Linked DNA regions of Homo sapiens: region 1 is linked to region 2. Evidence: chromatin loops called from intact Hi-C (ENCODE). Cell type or tissue: heart right ventricle. All regions are shown on one strand. Each heading gives the region's core, and the rest is flanking DNA. Links, peaks and the distances in the headings are about the cores only.

Region 1 (10,856 bases), core at 1,624-9,623, 64 kb after region 2:
TCTCAAATATCTCCCAGAATCTGACACCCTTCATTCTATGTGAGTGGTGAGACTCTCAGTTCTCAAACCTTTATGTGAAGTCATGTGTCAGGCCAGATTTGTAAGACTTGCCTAAAATACTTGTTAAAACCATATTCCCATTGGCCATTCCCTAAGGCTTTGATTCAGTAGCTCAGGAGTTGTGTCTGTTAAACACCAACCCTGAGTGATTTAAATGCATGGCGGGGTGCAGAAACAGTAGGAGAAGGAGGTGCTGCCACAGTACCATGCTTGGTCCACCTAACCTCTTTCCCCCACCTATAGGATTGTTCAGAACCTGGAACATTCACTGAGATGCAACCTAGAGCGGTGGACAGGGCCACACAGCCTCAAATGTCAGTACCTATAGTTGTAATGTCACTTGCCTTTCTTGTTTGTATGTGTGGGGTGGTGGTGGTGTTTTTAGGAAGACAACAATTATGTGTGCCTAGCTAGATCCTTCCCTTTCCCTCTTTCTCCCTCTCCTTCTCTCTCCCCTCTGTTCCTCTATTTTTTTTTTCCTCAGACAGTCTTGCCTCCCAGGTTCAATTGATTCTCATGCCTCAGCCACCCGAGTAGCTGGGATTACAGGTGCGTGCCACCATGCCTGGCTTTTTTTTTTTTTTTTTTTTTCATTTTTAGTAGAGACAGGGTTTCACCATGTTGGCCAGGCTAGTCTCAAACTCCTGGCTTCAAGTGATCCACCCGCCTTGGCCTCCCAAAGTGCTGGGATTACAGGTGTGAGCCACTGCACCCGGCCCCATCCCTCTATTTCTATCTCCTTTTTCTGTTTCTCTTTCCCCTTCCTTCGCCCTTCATGTCTTCTCTTTCTTTCTATCTCTCTGTTTTTAAAATTTATTTTGCCTCTTTCCCCATGTTCTCCTTCCTCTGCACTTGCACCCGTTTGGGTAAATCAACTGGAATTTCACCTGCAGACCCGGGTAATCCAGAAGAGGTGGGGTGGAAAGTCAAGAGGAAGTTACGGGTCTGGCGTATGCTTTCAAACACAAGTTACATGCTCCAAGTCTGTCTTTGTCACAGGTCCCTGTATCAGAGGAGGTTGGCTGCTTGCCTAGATATTTAAAAGGAATTATTTTCTTTCCCCTTTGACCAGTCTTCTCTGTGTATATCTCTCTGGCCCAGGTAGCCCATAGGGTTGAGGGAGTAATAGTCCGTTCAGAATGTTCTGTGCTCCAGCCCTTGTTGCATTCATCACAATCTCATCTGCCATTCCTAACAGGGAACTGCTGCTCTATTTTAGAGGTACCCCCACGAAAGCTGCCAGTACCCACACTTCTTCCCAGCTCAGGTCAAAAGAGAAGGAAAACCTCAGCTGCCGGCCAAGGCCATCTCTCTAATGTCAAGCTGAAGCACTGCACCTTAGAAATCTCTTTGCTGGGAAACTTGGCATCTGCTCACCCAAGACTTCTTTGCAGGCATGTGGCTTGTGAATGGCCTGGGAGATTTCTTAAGCACCCCAAGTCCTTCACATCATCCCACTTCATCCTCATGACACCCATCAAAATCATTTGCCAGAGGAAGAAACAGAGACTCAAAAAACATGACAGGCCCAAGGCCCAGGTGGTTAATGACTAGGAAAGCATGGCTGCTTGCATGGAGAAAGCCTGCATTCACTCCATTCCAATGGGCCAATTCTTTTGAGCTTTCCCGAAACATTTTTAACAAAATTTTGATTTCAGAAATAGATGAAAGACAAAACACCAAACCTACATGAATACAGTGGTATCTGGGACAGTCTAGATGGAATAAGCAGGATTTTCAATGCAAACGGACATATATTTCCTATCCTGTAAATGACAGTGAACACTGAATTCACTCTGAGTGAGATAAAAGTCGGGAAAAAAAAAAACCTGATAAAAACAAACACTAATGAGATCCTTTGACGCAGAAGATGTCATAGCAGAAAGGAGCAATCTCCTATCAGTGGAGCTCCTTCTGGAGGTAAATCTGAAAGAGGAAAATGCTGCTTCACGTGGAGCTGGTCCTTTGCCTCACATTTGCAGCCAACAAAGGGTAGACACTCACTTTTAGAAGCAATAAACTCTTCCTTCTGAGGGAATGCACCTTGTGCAATTTTGCTGAATGGCTTATTTTTAAGCCTCACTAAGAGTTCTTTGTGCTTGTCCTTAAATATGTATTCTGAGTAATTAGAGTGAATTATCTTGCTGCTCAAGGTACATACAGCAGTCAGGGGCGAAAAGCAGCGTCTATAAACTGCACAAGCCTTGGATTTCCAGGTGTGTGGTTAGGGGTGCTTCTAAAAGGAAACATTCTGGGTCTTGGGCAGGGAGGTATCTAATGTGTCTCTCACTTGAACCTCTGAGAGAGCTAAACCTTCAATGCACTGAATTAACCAGGGTCATCAAACTAAGGTCCCTAGAAGACACAGGTTTTAGTGGTAAATGGTGTTGGGATGAATCCAGCCTTGGCCACATGAGGAGTTTAGGGTTTAAGGAAAGTGATAAGACTTCTCTGAGCCTTAGGTTTCTTAAATCTGCAAAACAGAAACATTCCTACAAGCCTAGCATGAGTGCTGGGATGACAACATGAACTCCCTTCGGTGAAGAATCTCATAGGTGTTTAATTATTGATCTCCTTATTTCTCATTCAAGAAGAGACAACCAGAAGTACTAACGGTTAAGCCTGAAGAGGTCATGACTATCATGAGCAGGTTTACGGACATCTTTTATGTCCATGACAACAACCATAGAGACAGCAGAGACAGAGCAGTCAGTGATCATCAGATGTGTTGTATAAACCTGGCACCAGGCTAAGAACTCTGCAATCATTGACATGTGTTGTCTTCATAACTACCCTCTGTGACAAACACTTTAATTATCCTAATTGTATAACTGATGATAAATAACACAGAGTAGTTGTGTTACTTGCCAAGTCTTGCATGGGTAACACCTGAGGGAGCCTGGATGTGAAGTCAGGCAATCTGTACAGGAGCCACTCTCTCAGCCACATTGCCGACATGGTGCCATATTGCATTATTTTCAGGTACCTTGAGTTATTAAACATATTGCTACAGTCAGAGACCAAGGAGTTTCCAGCGAGGGAAACAGCGAGATCTGGAGAAAACAAAATGGTACAGGCAGGGAAGCAACATCGCAAGCTTGGGAGTACACTATAAAAGATAACTCTAAAGTAGCAGAGTGAGCCTTTGAAAGGAGGAGACGGGGGTTAGAAGAATCCCACCACCAATGAGGCACATGTCTTTCTGCAAAGCAGTAGCAATAATGACATACATGATAATAATAGAAGTAGTGGCAGCTACAATTTATAGGGCACCTTCTATGCTTTAGGGCTTAGTGAGGTTCAATAGCTTTCCCAAAGTCATGCAGTGAATAAAGGGCAACGTTGGGATTTGAACCCAGGAAATGCCTACCTCCAAGGGGCTGCCTTCTCCATAAAGGAGAAATAAGCCAGTATGGGGACGGAGTTATCTTTTTGTCTCTTCTCATCTATCTGGATGCTATATTCTTACCATTCTGATAATGACTCCTCTCTCGTCTTTCATCTCCCAAGCCTCATCTGAAGTTCACTGGGGAGGGCAGAAGCAGGAAGCCCAGTGCTATCATGCACTTGGTCGCCAAGCAATAGACTACTCTGCCTGGTCCTTTGTGGCCAGAAACAGTCTCGGTATCCTTATTCCTGCATTTCATTTATCTGGATCACCAATGCCTGGTGGCATCACCTCTATGTAGAAGATTACAACTCATCCATTTAAGCATGTTACTTTGGGTGATCCCATTGGGAAATACATGAGGAAACACATTATCTGTTGCTTCAGATCATGGACAATATGTCACCTGGGCTTCTCAGATGTGCAAAAATACGCTCTTTATATTATCCCGTGTTCCACCTACAAGAAGAGACTCCTATTTGGTTGGGGAGTGGTGAGGAAGCTGCACTGGGAATAGAGAGAGATGAGGGACACCTGGCTTTGCACATACTCTTCACTCTTCCTGGAATGCTGCTCCCACTGTCTTCTCTTGCTGGACTCTCCCATCCTTCAGAACACAGCTTAACCGACCCTTCCTCAGAGAAGGCTTCCCTGATCTCATGTCCCTCCCTCCTTAATCTTCTCTTTTTCAACCTAATATGTGTTTTCTTCAAAAAGTATCATGGTGGACTCAAGACGGTTTCACATTCTTTGTCATATCTCCTAGTCAAAGGTGGAGTCTTTTCCCCTCTCCTTGAATCTGAGATGACCTTATTTTAATCAACAGACTGAGGCAGACATAGCACATAGCAAATGCCAAGGCTGAGCTTTATCAGATATGCAGCTTCTACTCTCATTTCTTGAGACACACCTTTTTCGAATTCAGCCACCACTGAAGTGTGTACATGCCAAGATGATGCCCATATGAAAGTCTCATTGACCATAGAACTCCATGCTGTGAGGAAGCTCAAGCTAGTCTTGTGGAGAGATTGAGTGGCGGGGTGGGGGTGGGGGTGCGGGGGAGGAGATGTGTTGTACAGACAATCACCAAGTTCCAGACATCTGTGGGAAACCTTGGAACTTACTCCCCAGTTCCAAGTGGTATATGTACCAAGCTGATCTCTACAGCTAAACTTCACCCAAATACCTGAAGCATAGAATTGTAAGTAAATAAAATGTTTGTTTGGGGTAGTTTGTTAGGCAGCAATGCATAACTGAAGCAAACATTACAATTTGTAATTATTTAGTTACATTGTTTATTTGTTTCCATCTCTCTCTCCTACAAGATAACATTCTAAACGAAGAAACCATAGCTATTTTTTATCTGTTCCTCAATCTTCGGTGCCAGTTACACAGTAAGCACTCAACAAATAATTTCGAATGTATGATCTATCATTAAATAAAATAACAGCAACACTATAATAGTAATAGAAGTTGAGGAGAATTACATTTTCCTCAACAGTAAGTTGAGGTAGTTGTGGCAGTAATAACAGTGGACACCATAGGAAAAGTAGCATAATAGTAGCAGCTATGGGCTAATGGGGCAGATGGACAGCACATACCATTGCTGGACAATAGGAGGCTTTAAATAAGGATCTTATTGATGGCGGAAGGACTCATGAAAGAAAACCATTCAAGTGAAGCCCAGGCACGAGATAGCCTTCCTCAACAAACTCTCACTCTCAGATCTTCTGGCAGGTCCTCGTTCTCCTCTACTAGGATGTATGTCCCTCCAGGGCAATACTCACAACTCTTTGTCTCCCAGTCTCAAGGTCTAACCCAGAGCTGATCACTCTGCGGGTACCTCCATTGATTTCTCACTCTTTCCGGGCACAGACAATGTCTGACTCATCTCTGTTTTCCAGTAAGAACCTGGCACACAGTAGGTGTTGATAAATGTTTGCTGAAATAAATTTAATTGGGATCAATGCCCAAAAGGCAGATTCTCTCATTTCCATTGTTTAAAAATACCACGGATTTCCCCTCATGCATTATGTATGATGGAAATTAATTTATCCAGAATTGTTTTCCAATGCATAATTTTCAAAGGCTCTAGTCTGCATTCAACTGAAATCTGCACTGGGGTGGAGGCGGGGTTTGCTTAGTCTCTGGCTCCTGCGTTAATTCCAAACACTATTCCTGAGATGGACCCAAGCATAAGGGCCTGGATGAAATCACGTTAGAAGCCACCATTTCCTGATTCCTACTTCCCTTGGCAAGGTCAGGATGGATGCATCTCATAGAACCAGGTAGATCTTTTTACGATGTCTTCACCCCCAGCTCAGTGGCATCTCCATTCTTCCAGCCCCTTAGAAGAAGGTGGCAGCAAAAAGAGTGTGAAGTTGTGGTTATAAGTGTAGGTCTAGAGTCAGACATATTACTAAGTCAGACTTGTTCAGCTATGACCTCAGGGAACACACTGAGTCACATCAACTGACCACGCCTCAGTTTCCTCACTGTAAAGAGAGCATCATCACATCCTCAATGGTCACTCTCAGAATTAAATTACAAGGGACTATACCGTCCCAAATTGTCACAAAAGTCCACAGGTGTGAATACTGTATATTACAGAGAGCTCTGGCAGATTATTTGGTCATTTGATATTGACTCCAACCCATGTTCCAGACCATTCTAGTTCCTATCAACATCTCTCATCCAGCCCATGGCAAGAGCTTACTGGCAGTCCTTTCTGCCACTTCCCAACACCATTATTGCTTTTCTCCAATCCACTGTCCACATGGTGGTCAGATCATTCCCAAAATCAAACCTAATGATGGGATTCTTTCTGCTTAAAATCCTTCAATGGCCTCCCATGGTACAAAGCCCCCAGATGAGGCCAGCAGGGCTCTGTATGAGTGTTTCTTGCTCACCTGTTTATCCTCAACTTGGGCCACCATCCCCCTGCCCGTCCACACAGCTACACTGATATTCATCCTGTCACAGGAATATGCCAACTTCCTTTCTGTCACTGGAGTGCTGGTAACTGATCAACAACCAGCTCTCCAGAAAAGCAGACAGAAAAGCCCTCATCTGTAGCATTGCCAATGCCCATAGTGTAAATACTCTCACCCTGGAGGTAACAAGCTACTACCATGGCATCCCTGTCCTGTTGGAAAGAGACATATACAATCGACAATCACAGGCCATTAAGAGCTGGCTTCCACACGCCCCTGCATCTTGTTTCCACATCTGCTGTCTGTCCTACCCAGGACATCCACCCACCTTTCTCTGCATGTCTTTCTTTTATTTATTAATTATTATTATTTTTTTGAGACGAAGTCTCACTGTGTTGCCCAGGCTGGAGTGCAGTGGTGCCATCTTGGCTCACTGCAACCTCCGCCTCCTGAGTTCAAGCGATTCTCTTGTCTCAGCCTCCTGAGTAGCTGAGATTACAGGTGTGCAGCACCACACCTGGCTAATTTTTGTATTTTTAGTAGACACAGGGTTTTACCATTTTGGCCAGGCTGGTCTTGAACTCCTTGCCTCAAGAGATCCACCCACCTTGGCCTCCCAAAGTACTGGGAATACAGGCATGAGCCACCGCGCCCAGCCTCTAATTTTCATGTTAAAAGTCACTTCTTTAAGGAAGTCTTGAATGCATCTCCGCTTTGATTTATGTCTCCCTGTTGCTTGTTTGCACATCACCCTCTACCTTTCCTTCACAGAAGTTTTTGCAAATGTAATTACAGTCAGCTCTCCTTTCCACGAGATCCACATCCACAGATTCAACCAATTGCAGATGGAAGAAACAGTGTTTTCTTATTTCCATGGGATGTCGAACCTGGTGGATACAGATGGCTGGCTGCATTCAACTGTGTGAGTGACGTGTGTGTGTATTCTGTGTTACGGTAGACTGTACATTCCTTGAAGGAGAAGCTATGTCTGTCTTATTCACTCTTGTATCTCCAAGGCCCAGTTCTGCGCCTCTCAAATAGTAAGAACCCAAGAAATATTCAGGAATAAATGAACAATACACAATTATTGAGTATCTACTTTGTTCCAGGCACTTTGCCTAACACTGAGAATAAAAGTGATGAATAAGGCACAGTGGTACCCTCAAAAAGTTTATAGCTTTATGCCAAATATTAAATTTTAAGTGGTTGTAAAATTGTTCATGTGTATTTAGTAGATTAATGTATGTGTGATACATAGTAGGAGTTCAGTAAGTATTTTGGGATGCCAAACTAAGGGTGGATTTTCAAAACATATAAAACATACAAAGGAAGAACCAACTCTAGTTTTGAGGTGGTGTCAGGAAAGAGTTTACAAAGGAACAAAGATCTGATAGACTCTCCAGCAAAGTCAGTGGAAAAGACTTCACAATTTAATTCCAGCATGGAAGGCCTCCCTTCCCTGTATCTAGCTTCCTTCCTGACACCATCTAGCCCAGTTTATTTTCAAACTATGCTGAGGTATCAAACACTGTTTGCATCTCTGAGTCGCAATGTCCAGCGAGATGTCTGGAAACTTGGTTGGCCAACATCCTCGCTGTGAATAAAAATGGTGTGGACCAATTGCTCACATCCATGAAACCCTAAGTGACCGTGAAGGCAGATTCCAGGCTCCCAGCTACAGAAAGGGCCCGTAAGCCCAGCAGCCCTGAGCTGGCCCAGGGAAATGATGGGAAATGCAATTTCATAAGGGCTGTTTGCAAAGTAATCCAATACATTACGGTGTGTGCATTATTATTGTATTATATTGAGGAATATCACATTTAAGGAGATTTCATAGCATCATAGCCATGCACAAGGGAATATAAAAGCGGTTAATAAAAGAGAGAAGTACAATTTCCCTTCAATGTTAGTTATGCTCCTATTATACTCAGAATAATAATCAGAGGTCCACTTAGCCTGACTTGGGAGTTAACAGAGCTGTAATTACCTCGTGTCTACAGTGTCATTACCAAGGGCTCAGCCCCAGTGTCAGGACACTGAATTCTCAGAAAGCCTGCAGCGCTTGACATTCGAGCTAAAGAAGGAAAATCGCAGGGCTTCCTAAAGCCACACACACACATAGCGGGGCAAGTCAAGACGTTTGAGCAGCCCAGGGTGAACTGTGTGTTAGAATTAAGGGCCCCCTAAAACCTGGATCCTGCTCATTAGGATTTTCTTCTGCTACGAGTGGATAGTCTCCTATCCTAGGAACCCTTACTGTGAAAAGGAAACCTGTCATTCCCCCGGCTAAATACATTAGACTTAGTTCTCCCTCTGCTGAGCCTGGTGAAAAAATTGTCTGAAGATTTGCTGAGAACAACAGAAGACGCACTAACGACTTTACCCAAAACTGACTTTCAGTGGATCGAATCGGGCTTCCAGGGGCTCTTCCTGGGATCAGTTATTCTAGCTACAGGGGAAGTTATCCTGGGGCTTACCGTATTCTACACGTAAGCTTCAGAGAAAGGCATCAGTTGCCTATTTTAGTTAATCATTGGCTCTATTGTGTGTCCTCAGTGTTTAAAGAGTTGCTGTGGTGGCCGTGCACTGTGGTTCATGCCTGTAATCCCAGCACTTTGGTAGGCTGAGACGGGCGGATCACCTGAGGCCAGGAGTTCGAGACCAGCCTGGCTAACATGGTGAAACCCCATCTCTACTAAAAATACAAAAAAAAAAATTAACTGGGTGTGGTGATGGGTGCCTGTAATCCCAGCTATTCAGGAGGCTGAGGCAGGAGAATCGCCTGAACCTGGGAGGTGGAGGCTGCAGTGAGCCGAGATCGAGCCACTGCACTCCAGCCTGGGCAACAAGAGTGAAACTGCATGTCCAAAAAAAAAAAAAAAAGAAAAAAAACGTTGGGACCTTTGACATGAATCAGGGCTGGATCTGAGTTCCATGTCTATCACTTCCTGGTGCCACTATTTGGAACAATTTACACAACCGTTTAGAGTCTCTTTTCCTTATCTTTAAAATGAGGTAACATCGCCCACCATTGGTTTTAGAATTAATTGACTTAAATCATTAATATATTGCCCAACACCATTATTACTTGCTCTATTAATAATAACAACTGAGAAACTCATTCTTTGACTGAAGAAGAATGTAGTATTTACTAATCCTGCTTTTGTTTAAATCAAGGTCAGTACAGATGATTCCTAACTTACGATATTTCAACTTAATGATGTGGAAACAATACACATTCAGTAGAAATCATGCTTTGAGTGCCCATACAACCATTCTGTTTTTCCTTTCAGTACAGTACATAATAAAGTGCATGAGATATTTGACACTTCAGTATAAAAGAGGCTTTGTGTTAGATGATTTTGCCCATCTGTAGGCTCATACAAGTGTTCTGTGTATCTTTAAGTTGTGCTAGGCTAAGTGATGATGTTCAGTAGGGGAAGTGTATTAAATGCATTTTCAACTTGTGATGGATTTATTGGGACATAGCCCCATCATAAGTCAAGAAGCATCTGCAGTGACATAGGTCTCAATTTTAAAGGATTTTTTTTTTAAAAAATGCAGGGCTGTGTGTATGTGTATGGGTGTTTCAAGGTGGAAGAAAATGTTGTATTTCTGATATAACAACTCTGGCAGTCACTAAATTCTGGCATTACACAAACACATTTTTCATTTTCTTTCTGGAGTTCCACAGGGAAGTCCAGTTTGATGGAAAGAATTTTTAAAATGTAATTCATCAGTCCAGTAAGAAATACCAAATCTTTTATTAAAAACAACCCAGACGACCTGAAAGAGTATCATACTCAAGTGCCTATGAGGACCAGTCCATGCAGGTAAAAGGGTACACTTGGTAAAACCCTACAGGCAGTGCTGGCGACTATGACAAATAGTCAGAGGGGACGGATGACACATCCCCAACATTAGCTGCCATGTTTTGTTAGATTTTTCCATTTTTTAATCAAAGCCAGCTTATTTTGTGAAAACTTCCATTTTACAATGCAGGCAATTAATTAATGTGAGTCCAATAAAATGGCCCGATGCCTGAATGCAGCCAGCAGGCCAACAATATGTACACTTTGGCCTAGATCGGGGGTTGCCAAACTTTTTCTGTTGAGGGTCAAACAATAAGCATAATTTTGGCTCTGTGGGCCATCGAGCTCTGTCACAATTACTCAAAGTTGCTGTCATCATGCAAAAGCAGCCATAGGCAATATGTGAACCAGTTAGTGTGACTGTGTTCCAATAAAACTTTATTGACAAAAACATCGCAGGCAGGAATCGGCCCACGAGCTACAGTTTGCCAACTCCTAGCCTTGCTACTTCTGCTGATGTTAAAAGCCTGGAGAAGGCTGGAGAGAAGAGAGAAAAGGAAGAGCTGCTAAGGGGCTCTGGGCCCCATCCACAGCTAGACTAGGCAAGGAGAAAGATGGCCAACGCCCTGTATTCCAGGGTGCGCATCCAACTCACGTCCTCCC
Region 2 (10,856 bases), core at 1,605-9,604:
ACTTCGTGCAAAGAGAAACTCTGTACCTGCATAGAATTCGGGACTGTAGACTGCACCCACAACTGGATTCAATTTCCAGCCTTAAAACAAATACACAAAAACATTATTATCACATTTGATTCAACATCTTATATAATTGCAAATGAATCACAAATCAAATGGGTTAAAGTATCTCATTTTGTATTTTAAAATGTAAAGGAGGTGTCGTTTGGGCATGCATAAAAATACTTAAAAACCACACATAAGAAAATATATTTATGCCCTTCTTTGATTTTCTGCCAGTGCAAGTTAATGGAATGGAAACTACTGACCAGCCACAAGTGAACCCTTTGAAAATGACATGGTAATTAATTTTCTACTCCATCAATATTTTTTAGAACTACTATAATAATTTTAATTTTTTCTTATTTTATATATCACTGCTAGATAATCCATCACACCCCTCTGCATTAAGTTCACAAAAATTAGAAAGCTTGCATAAACAAAATTCTTGGCAGCAATATATTCTAACAATTGTCATTCCAAATTATAACCTCGAGATACTAGAGAATTCCAAAGTGCTTCATAAAAACCAAAGAAAATGATATTTTATCCCCTAGAGATTTACTGTGGCCTACATTTTGATGCATTCAGGAACTGTAAAAAATTCTTAATCAATGTATGATATCTAAGGTAACTTTCAAATAATCTGTATATATGATTAATGGAATCCTGTAATTTTCCAAATGTTCTGGATGGAGAGTTTTTTGTAAAATGAATCCTGACCCTTTAGAAATCTTTACTCACAAAAAAAGAGCATACAAGAATATTCTCAAATTGGAAAGCACATTACATATATGCTGGGCATTATTTAGGGGAACAATTTCCAGAGACTGATCACGTTTTAGGGTTTTGTTATTGTTTCCTGCTCCTGCTGGCTAAGTCTTCATAAAAGCATCCGTGCGGGCTGGGTGAAGTGGCTCATGCCTGTAGTCCCAACACTTTGGGAGGCCAAGGCAGGGAGATCACGAGGTCAGGAGTTTGAGACCAGCCTGGCCAACATAGTGAAACCCCATCTCTACTAAAAATACAAAAAATTAGCCAGGCATCATAGTGGGCACCTGTAATCCCAGCTACTTGGGAGTCCGAGGCAGGAGAATCACCTGAACCTGGGAGGCAGAGGTTGCAGTGAGCTGAGATCACGCCATTGCACTCCAGCCCAGGTGACAGTGTGAGACTCTCTCGGGAAAAAAAAAAAAAAAAAAAATCCATGCAGGTCGGGCACCGTGGCTCATGCCTGTAATCCTACCACTTTGAGAGGCCAAGGCAGGCAGGTTACTTGAGGTTGGGAGTTTCCAGAGAGCAGCCTGTCCAGCATGGCGAAACCTTGACTCTACTAAAAATACAAAGTAGTAACAACTAATCAGGCTGAGGCATGAGAATCGCTTGAAGCTGGGAGTCAGAGGTTGCAGTGAGCCAAGATGGTGCCACTGTACTCCAGCCTAGGTGACAGAGTGAGACTCTGTCTCAAGAAGTAAAAAAAACCTTGAAAGACAGAGGAGGGTAAGGTGTGTAGTCCTTTGCTCTGAGTCCTTGAGCAGAAGGCCAAATACCAAAGGTCCTTTAATAAATGTTTTTGAGAGAAGGCAATGATTAAAGTTTGAATGTGAAGGAAGGTATTTTTGACAGTAAGAACTTTCTGAGGTTTGCCGAGAAGAGAGAGGTGTGATTTTCTGCCCGAACTAAGAATAGCCCAGAGGTGTTCTTAACATCCACTAAGGAAAACAGAGGCTCACTAACTCAACAGACAGGCCAGTATGTCTATCGAAATCCAGAACTTTCTAAAACTTGATAAGAATGTTTTCTAAGAACTTTCAGTTCCAACCTGAAGAAGCTAGGTGGTTTACAGCCCCCGGGATGATCTCAGAATAGAGATTCTCAAAGTGTTATACTTCTATTACCTGGGAGGCATATTTAATTCCTGGGCCCCCTTTTTAGAGTGACAGAAAGAAACATGAAATTCTGAGACCTACTGCCCTAGCGGTTTCTGAAATTTCATACTGACACCCTCTTCTCTTGTATTAATCACATCTTGCCTTATAAGAATTTCTATAGTGACGTAAAAATAAATATTAGTTCAGACATTTCAGAATGTGTTTTATGAGTATGGAAATGACTTCAATTTGATCAACTGAAATTCCACTGCTTCCTTTTTTTAAAAAAAAGTCTAATTCCTGAGGATATGGGAATTAATATCTACATTTCAACTTGGAGTCTAAGAAAAAGTACAAAAAACTAGTTGAAAATAAAGCTGCAGACATATTTAATGTTCTTTCTTTCTAGTTTTTCACAGAAACCTAGAATTTGTAAACTCTATATGGGGTCATATTAAATGAATAATTATTAAGTGATCACTCTTCATCTTTCCACTGTTACCCATCTCATACTCTACTGATGCTCCTACCTCTTATTGGTAGTGGAGATGGTGTCTTTCCCATACTGTGCATCTCAGGTCTTGTTTCTTGAATATCCTTACTACCTTAAATACTTTCTTTTGCATATAAGACTTCCTTTTCCTTTTCACTGAAGGTATACTTATCAGTGAATTTTGGTGTAGCTCTTAAAGATTATAAATTTGCCAATGATCTCTCATTTTCTAAGAACAAAGCAAAAAATTCCAGATCTCTCAGAGGCATTTGAGGCTACCTAGAAATCATGTTTATCTCATCTGCCTACCCACCTATCCATCTATCTACTGATCTATCTATAAACGTATCTATAATCTGTCTATCCCCCTATAATCTGCTGTTTATTTCCCCATCTTTCTGCAAGTTATGAGTTTGCCAAGTCTGCACATGGCAATCTCTTCATAAAAAAATAAAGAAAATAAATGATACTCTCCTTCATCAGGAGATCTGTGCTATCTCATGTTTGCAAGTATTAATCGTGAGAAAGGTAATTGATAAAGTCTCCTCTACAAGAAACCAGCTGGGAATCTGTGTGCTGCAAAATGAAATGCTTGGGTCATCATGGGAACATGAGTGCAGGTGTCAACCTTCTTCCCATCCTTGATCCCTTCTAAACAAGGCTACTCCACTCCCACTGTTGGAGACCAAAGACCTTTCTGAACTCTGCGATGGGAATGAAAACCCAATTTCTAGTCTCCCTCTTCTCCCCCCACTCATGAAACCTGTTACTCAGCAAGTCCTTCTCCCTTTAGCAAATGGCATATCTATCTACTTGGTTGCTCAAAATAAAATTCATCAACACTTCCTTGATTCTTCTCTTACCCTCATACCCCATGTGTGATCCATTAGAAAATCCTGTTGGTTAAAACTTGAAAAGTCCTTCCCTTCTTCTCCATTGCCACCACTGCAGACCAAGGCATTCCTATCTCTGCCTGGACAAGTTCAACAGCAGAAATGCCCTAATTCTCACTGTCTCCTCTTCCTCCTCCTTCCCCCTGTCCATTCTGGTCATGGTGACCAAAGCAATTTTTTTAAAAAAAACATCAGCTTTGTCATCCTGATACTCAGAATTCAATAGCTTCTTCCCAATTTGAGATAAGCACACATGTCTTACCTTAGTCAATCAGCACACACTAACCATTAACCAAACTATTTGGTACCTCTTTGGTACCACTTCCCTTTTTCCCTTTCCCCGTCTCTCCCAGCTACAGTGACACTGGCCATTTTCATCTTTATAAAACCCCCCAAGACCACCGTATATCAAAGTCTCTTTGTATCCACTTCTCCTTCTTCTTGGAGAACTCTCTAGCTTTTCACAAAGTCGACTTCATGTTATTTAGGGCTCTGGAGTCTTTTCAGAACATGCCAGTTAATGTCACTTTCCCACCTCCTCTTAGAGTTACTCTTGGATTCCATGATTCCATTCCCAGTTTTATTTTCTGCATTGCCGTTAATGCTATCTGGATTTAGCTTCTTTCTTTCTTTGCTTGCTCTTGTCTTTTATAACCATTCTCCCTCATTAAAATTAACAGTCAAGCAGGCAAGACTGCTGTCCAACATGAATCTCCAGCACCTAAAATGTTGTTTGGCAAAGTAAGCATTCCATAAATATTTACTTGGTTTTTCTCTAAAGAAACTAAAGGAATATAGTTTTTCCTAATAGACAAATTTTTTTTTGGCTCTGATTATGTCTCCTTCCAATCTTCAAGGACCTGCTTCCTTCCATAGACTCTACATTAAATAAAGAAGAATCGTGTTAGGGATGACTGTTGTCCCGGTTGCTTAGTTGAAATTACTTTTTTGATGTAGGCGTTTATTACTATACACTTTTTGATTAGCACTGCTTTTGCTGTATCCCATAGACTTTGGCATGCCGTGTTTCCATTTTAATTTATGTCAAGAATTTTTAAAATTCCTTCACTGACCCAATGGACATTCAGGAGCACACTGTTGAATTTCCATGTATTTGTACAGTTTCTGAAGTTCCTCTTGCTATTCATTTCTAGTTTTATTCTATTATGGTCTAAGAAAATACTTGATATAGTTTAGATTTTTTAAAAATTTGTTGAGACTTGTTTGGTGGCCTGACATGTGGCTTATCCTGGACAATGTTCCGTGTGTTGATGAGTAGATGATGTATTCTGCAGCTGTTGGAAAAGGTATTCTGTAAATGTCTGTTATGTCCATTTGGTCTAGAATCCAGCCCTTGAAAATCGCCTCCACTCAGACTTACAGAGCTCATGCGGGCTTATGTAAATATATGCAAATCACATGCAAATGAACCCACATTCCCTGTGACTCCTCCTCGTACCTGAAAGAGACCCTTGGGATAACCCTGCTGGAGATAAGAGCCTGCACTGTCAGGAAGATGAACAAAATGATCCCCTTTTTAATTTCTTAGGCAGTTTGTGTATGTCCCCAGGCCTTGCAAATTCAGAGATTTTGATCAAGGACATTAAACTGAACAATGAGGCTTACAACAAAAGGAGAATGGCTGATAAGGCCCACTGGTCCCAGCCTCCCAGGGCCCCCCCAGCCCCACAACAAGGCAATGGAGCCAGAGAACAGACGTCTTGGGGTCTGGCTCTGTATCAGATACGCAAGCAGTTTAGACCCCTCCGTGGCCAGGACTCAAGGGGCCACATCTGAATTTGCACTCCCCTCCCCAAATTTAGCTTGTCAAAGGTCAAGTGTCAGTATTTCTAAAATATGCTGGTTAAGACCTCCAGTGTTAACTATGACTGCATTGGGTGTTAAAAGGCCAAGTCTGAATGTGTACACAAAAAACATCAGCACAGGCTTTCTCTTAAGGCTTTGCTGGGTTACATATCAAAGAAACGCATTCCAGAGAGCACCCTTATGTACGCTACAGGAATTACAAAAACTGCCTGTCAATGCTTTCTAAAGACATATACTAAGGATGTCAGAGACCTGGCAGCTGACATGGTACAGGTGGCAACTCTCAAATACCAAACAAAAAGAAGTGAGGTTCGCACTGGGTACAAAGGTGTTTTGTTTGGGTTCACTGAATATTCTTTAACGGCGTGTATTTATTGCCAAAATTTAAATTCCGTCTAAAATACAGGATTTCTATTTCTCTTGAAACATCGGTAGAAATGGTAACTTTAAGTTGAGAATGCCTCACAGACAGACTTATTAGAGGTGGTCAAGGGCTACTGCATTCAACTCCCCACTTAGTCACATTTACCACTGCTCCCCATTGTGAGACTGATAGGGAGATTAAATGTTTGAGATCTTTTATTGTTAATTCGTGGTGGTGGTGGTGGTGGTGTTGATTTTTCCTCGTAGATAAATATTTTGCTTTACTTCAGTAAGAAAACAATAGCTAGTCCCAAAAGACTGAGTTTTTCAAAGACTGTCTGTTTGCTGATTTTACCTGTTCAGCCCCTTTTAGCATCTGAAGAATTGATCCTTAAACTAGTATCTCTCAGGGAATTCAACTACCCATGACAATAAAGGAATAATATGATGACTTAATATTGAAACTATGTGTAATCAAATACTACTGCGCTATAAATAGTAGTAAAAATAATCTTTTAGGCCACTTTGCATACCTAGCATTGTGTTGAGCACTTTCTCTCATAATTATCACAAAGAACTGTGATGTAGTTCCCATCATTTGTACAGTTCCCACTAGAGAGCTGGCACATGGAGAGTTTAAACAACTTCCTACAATTCAAGAGCCAGTGAATGGAAGAACTGATCCGGGCAACAAAGTATGCCTCTCTCTGGAGCGCTGAATATGTTTGCCCCATTTTCATCCTTCCTAACATCTCTAAGAAAATGAAAAAGCCATGTCTAGCACCCATGCTTCCCCAGCATCCAGGAAATCCTTGTGAATTCAGCTCTCAATCTTGTATTGCAGATCCAACATTTGATCCCCAAAGAACACAGCAAACCCCAACTCCTCCGTGTGGGTAGGTGTCCTTCAGAGAAATAGCAATAGAGAAATAGTCCAATCCCCTCTTTGTGGAACTTTTTAATAGAATGTCCAGAAGCCTACGGCTCATTCTACAGCTTTTCATTATGTCATTGTTTAAATATCCTGAGAATAGTATCTACACCCTCCATGTTATTAACTGTAACCCTCTATAATGGACAGGTATCTCATCACATTTAGAATTCAGTCTTATTTATCACTGGAAACTTTGCAGCTGCTAAAAGTTTTTCTGGATACATGATTGAAGTAATGCATGAAGGTGATGCTGGCATTGATAACTATATTTCATCACCTGGAGATGACCTGAAACTTTGATAGCTCCAGTAATTTATAATTTTGCTGAAGTACAATTTCTATGCTTTGTGAGAATGAATTATGTAGCTAATGAGTGAACCTCACCGATGGCTTAATTTTCTCATTTCAATGTGACTTTATTGGTCCCGACTTACCCTCTTTTGCCATAACTCTATCGTCTTGCTTATTAAGGATATGAAAGGGCCCTATATTTTTTCAGTTATATTGTATTGCCACTTAAGGGAATTTATCTGTAGTGGTGATACTCCTGAGTTGAAACTTGGGATAGCTTGGAGAACTACTTTTCTTTGAACACCAAAGTTCTCCATAATCTCCACTACAGAAGCCAAAGTCTTTATATAATTAGAATTGACATTTGTGTTTTAAATAAATTCTACTGTGTCTATCCATCAACCCCTTAGGTGCCATACACAGTATGTGTGACAGGAACAATTCTCTGAGTTCCCTTTTGCAGGTACGTGGATGACAGACCCATATGACTGACTTATTCCTGGAAACTGAGTGCATGGCTACCTGGAATGGGACATGGGATGTGCATGCCAAAATCTGGCAGGAACACGAGGTTGCACATTTAATAATTTTTTTGTTATTGTAGTTGGTTGCCACTTGAGTGCATTTCTACAAGAAGACAAAGGGAAAGCGATGCCTGATACACACAGGCATGGTCACAAGATTTTGTTACTTCATAACAAAAAGAAAAGGCTAGGCCAGAAGTGGTGGCTCATGCCTGTAATCTTAGCATTTTTGGAGGCCAAGACAGGCACATCACTTGAGCTCAGGAGTTCGAGACCAGCCTGGGCAACTTGGTGAAACTCCGTCTCTACAAAAAATAAAAAAAAAAACTAGCCAGGCATTGTGGCATGTGGCTGTAGTCCCAGCTACCAGGGAGGATTGCTTGAGCCTGGGAGGCAGAGGGTGCAATGAGCCAATAGCATGCCACTGCCCTCCAGCCTGGGTGAAAAAGTGAGACCCTGTCTCAAAAAAAAAAAAGAAAAAAAAAAAAGTCTTTATTAATTTCTTCATCTTCTCTAGCCTCAATGTTGCACCTCTAAAATAGGGATAATGATGTCCTCTTTATAGGACTTCATTTGTGTCCAGTGCACTTAAAATGCCTCACATAATGCATACCTCATATTCCAGAAAGGCTAGTTATTTATAAATGGGCTTTGAATTGTGTTAAAAAATCCTACAGGTCTAGTTTTCAGTCCCTGGTCATAAAATTGATCAATAACTCTTTTAAAATAAATATACATGCACATGGCTTATGAAATATTTGGCTTTTCTCGCTCCAGTTTCTCACTCAGCACACATGAGCAGCTAGTCATATGTAGACAAGCACACATGTGCCTGGGCACCAGTGCAACTTCATAATTAAAGACTATGCCCAACCGTCAGGTTGATGTCACCATATATGAAATCTGGCAAGTTTCAGAGTCATTACTTTTACCCAACTGGAAAGGCTGTATGACATATAAATCAGAGGTTTGCTTCAGTTCAGCACTGGGCATTTAAAGTCTGGTGTGAAAATAGTCTATACCATTTAAGGGCATGTCTTGGTTGACAAAGCTGAGAAAAATAGCAGAATAGGTAATTCTTCTGGTCTTTCAACTTAGAGCCCTATTATATAGACGGTATGTCCCTGTTGAATGATGCCCCTTTTAAAATTAAGAGCAAACTGACTGTCAAATTGGTAGTCACTGGCAAAAGAAACAGGAAAATCAAAACTACCAAATGATAATACATTGCTAGATCATTGTTTTCTTTTATTGTGATAAACAATCAGTATTTAGTTCTGACTGAACCTATTTATCTGTTTTGTGTAATATTACATAACCACTGAAATGAATTAGTCTAATCTGTATATATTAAATTAAAGGAACTCTATATAGATTTATTAAAAAACCCAATTAAAAATGCCAGGTGTATCCTTATATCATTCACATAAAAATGTATACAACACTATGAATACTATAAATGAACACCTACTACATATATAGGCATGAATACGCAAAATAAAACTATAGACAACAATCTGTAATAGCGGCTTCCTGTGAGGGGGGAGGTAGGAAACCAGGGTGGCAATGGGGTTATTTAAAATATATTTTAGACTTGTCTTTAACGTTTCTTTTAATTTTTTTTTTACTTTAAAAAATCCGTATCTCCATGTGCAATTAAAATTTTAGAAGTATAAAATTCCATATATCTCCTTTTGATGTAATAAAGTTATATTATTTTTATGAACCTGAATCAAAGAAAAAATGTTTGCCAGTCTCACAATTCAGCACAACCATTAGCATTCTGGCATATTATCATCATTTATCTAAAGTTATGCGACAAACATTTATGTCAATTTTTTAATTATGAGACCCTTTATGATCCTTATCCTGCTCATTTTAATGGGTATAATATTCTACCATGTGTATATACTTTAACTTACTGCATTGCTTTAATTTTTGGTACAATTAAGTATGTGATTAACACAGTGGCAGGTTTCTTCCCCATATATCTTAAGAGATACTTATTTTGAGAGGAATTAAAGAATCAAAATGTTCAAACATTTTTAATAACTCATATGTGAATGCTTTTTAGGAGGAGTTTTCAGAAGTTTTATTGATAAAAACAGAAATTGCATTGTCCTGATGGGGTCTGTAATACAAAGCAACATTCTCAACTAGCCCAAAATAACACTGAGCAGCCCAGAGAAGAACAAATAACCCACTCACACATTCTGCTAACCCTGTGGAATTCAGACATGAGGTATACTCTAAACCACTTCAAATGACTAATCTCTCTGGAGAAGACTCAAAGACAGAATAAATTACGTGACTGCACGTCCAGGAATGATTAGTAATCAACGAGCAGATGGTATTGAAAAGCAAACAAACTAAACCTCCAATTCTCCCCTCAACTTACTGTAATAACCAATGAAATTAGCAAACTAATTTCCAAATAATTAGTGCATCTCAATCCCAAACAGAGTTATTCTAGAAAGAAGGGAAGAAGGGCAGGCACACTTAACCTGAACACTCCATTTGCCTTTGTTGTGAAAATGATCTTATTGATGTAGGTGGTTCACTGTAGCAGGTCAGTAGTAAAAACACAGTGTCAATGCCCAGGCAAACACAGCTTGTTGTAATAGAATCTCTGGTTAAATTACTTAAAGAGTCAGAAGTAGAGAGAATTTCTTGTAAAAGGCCAATCTCTACTTACCATTTGTATAAGGGTTGACGGTCTTTTTATTTGTCATTACACGTGCTGTGGCATTATTTACCTATGTACATAGAAAACTCAAGTAAGCACATATTCTAGGGCCAGCTCCCAATTCAATTAGTTGCATGCATTATGACCGTGATTACTTATTAAAAAAGAAAACTAAAAAGTAAAATGCATTTTAATTTATAAAAGGCAGTAGGTGCATAACAAAATCATACATTTTTAAAATTACATTTACTTCATAACCGTTTAACTTACAAATCATTTCAATAAAGCAATGTCATATCATTAAGAGTGTTTAATAAAGGGACAGTAAAAGCAAATTAAAAGATTCTGCATAATTGAAGATTTAAAAGCATGCGTGTACTCCATGGTAACACAGAAACAAGAAATATTTTTTAAACATAAAATAAAATTCATATGAAGGAGCATGCAGTGGAGAAGAGAGAAGAGACAAGGTACAAGGGAACATAAATGTCAAAAAAAGGGACAAACAAGTCTTAGCCGTGTGCAACACTTTAGGAGGAAAGAACCATCAGGAAAGCAACATCTAGCATTCAACACTTGGAACAAGAGCCTTTTACATCGCAAGAATTAACAAAATCATTCAAGCTTTAACGTCACAGCTAACAAAAGGATAAAAGAGAGGGTGCATTGTTTAACACAATATGGGGTTAACAATCTGAGTAAGATGTGCACCGGTCATAACTCAATCCAGTCAGTGCCTCCCAGGCTAGCTTAGAACGTACACTCAATTACAGGCGTACCAATATCCAAAAAAATAGAGCATCAAGAAAACTTAATACGACAAGTCAAAAAAATTCACGTGGTATATATATATATGTATATAGATATATCAGCACTAAATACGTGAAACGGCAGATGGACTTCACCACTTACCATTCACCACCATCGCCAGC

Evidence for each region. Hi-C counts contacts between places; a loop is a spot of excess contacts. Peaks named below come from ENCODE experiments on the same cell type or tissue, not always from the same donor. Only the 100,000 strongest peaks of a DNase experiment are listed, where the experiment ranks them.
Region 1: a loop joins it to region 2, with 4 times the contacts of the local background. A loop is called at or near these places in 3 of 110 quality-filtered maps.

What each region holds. Positions count from the first base shown.
Region 1 is chr16:7,532,495-7,543,350 of GRCh38, reverse strand. All of the region lies in intron 5 of RBFOX1 (RNA binding fox-1 homolog 1), which reads right to left. Among named protein-coding and RNA genes, the nearest start is that of LINC02152, 760 kb to the left of the region's middle. In heart right ventricle, for the core only: no CTCF peak of the experiment used is centred there; no DNase peak of the experiment used is centred there.
Region 2 is chr16:7,596,509-7,607,364 of GRCh38, reverse strand. RBFOX1 (RNA binding fox-1 homolog 1) reads right to left here. Exons shown (of 16, transcript NM_018723.4): 9 at 9,934-9,994; 10 at 27-80. Among named protein-coding and RNA genes, the nearest start is that of LINC02152, 690 kb to the left of the region's middle. In heart right ventricle, for the core only: no CTCF peak of the experiment used is centred there; no DNase peak of the experiment used is centred there; H3K27ac peaks cover 1,511 bases.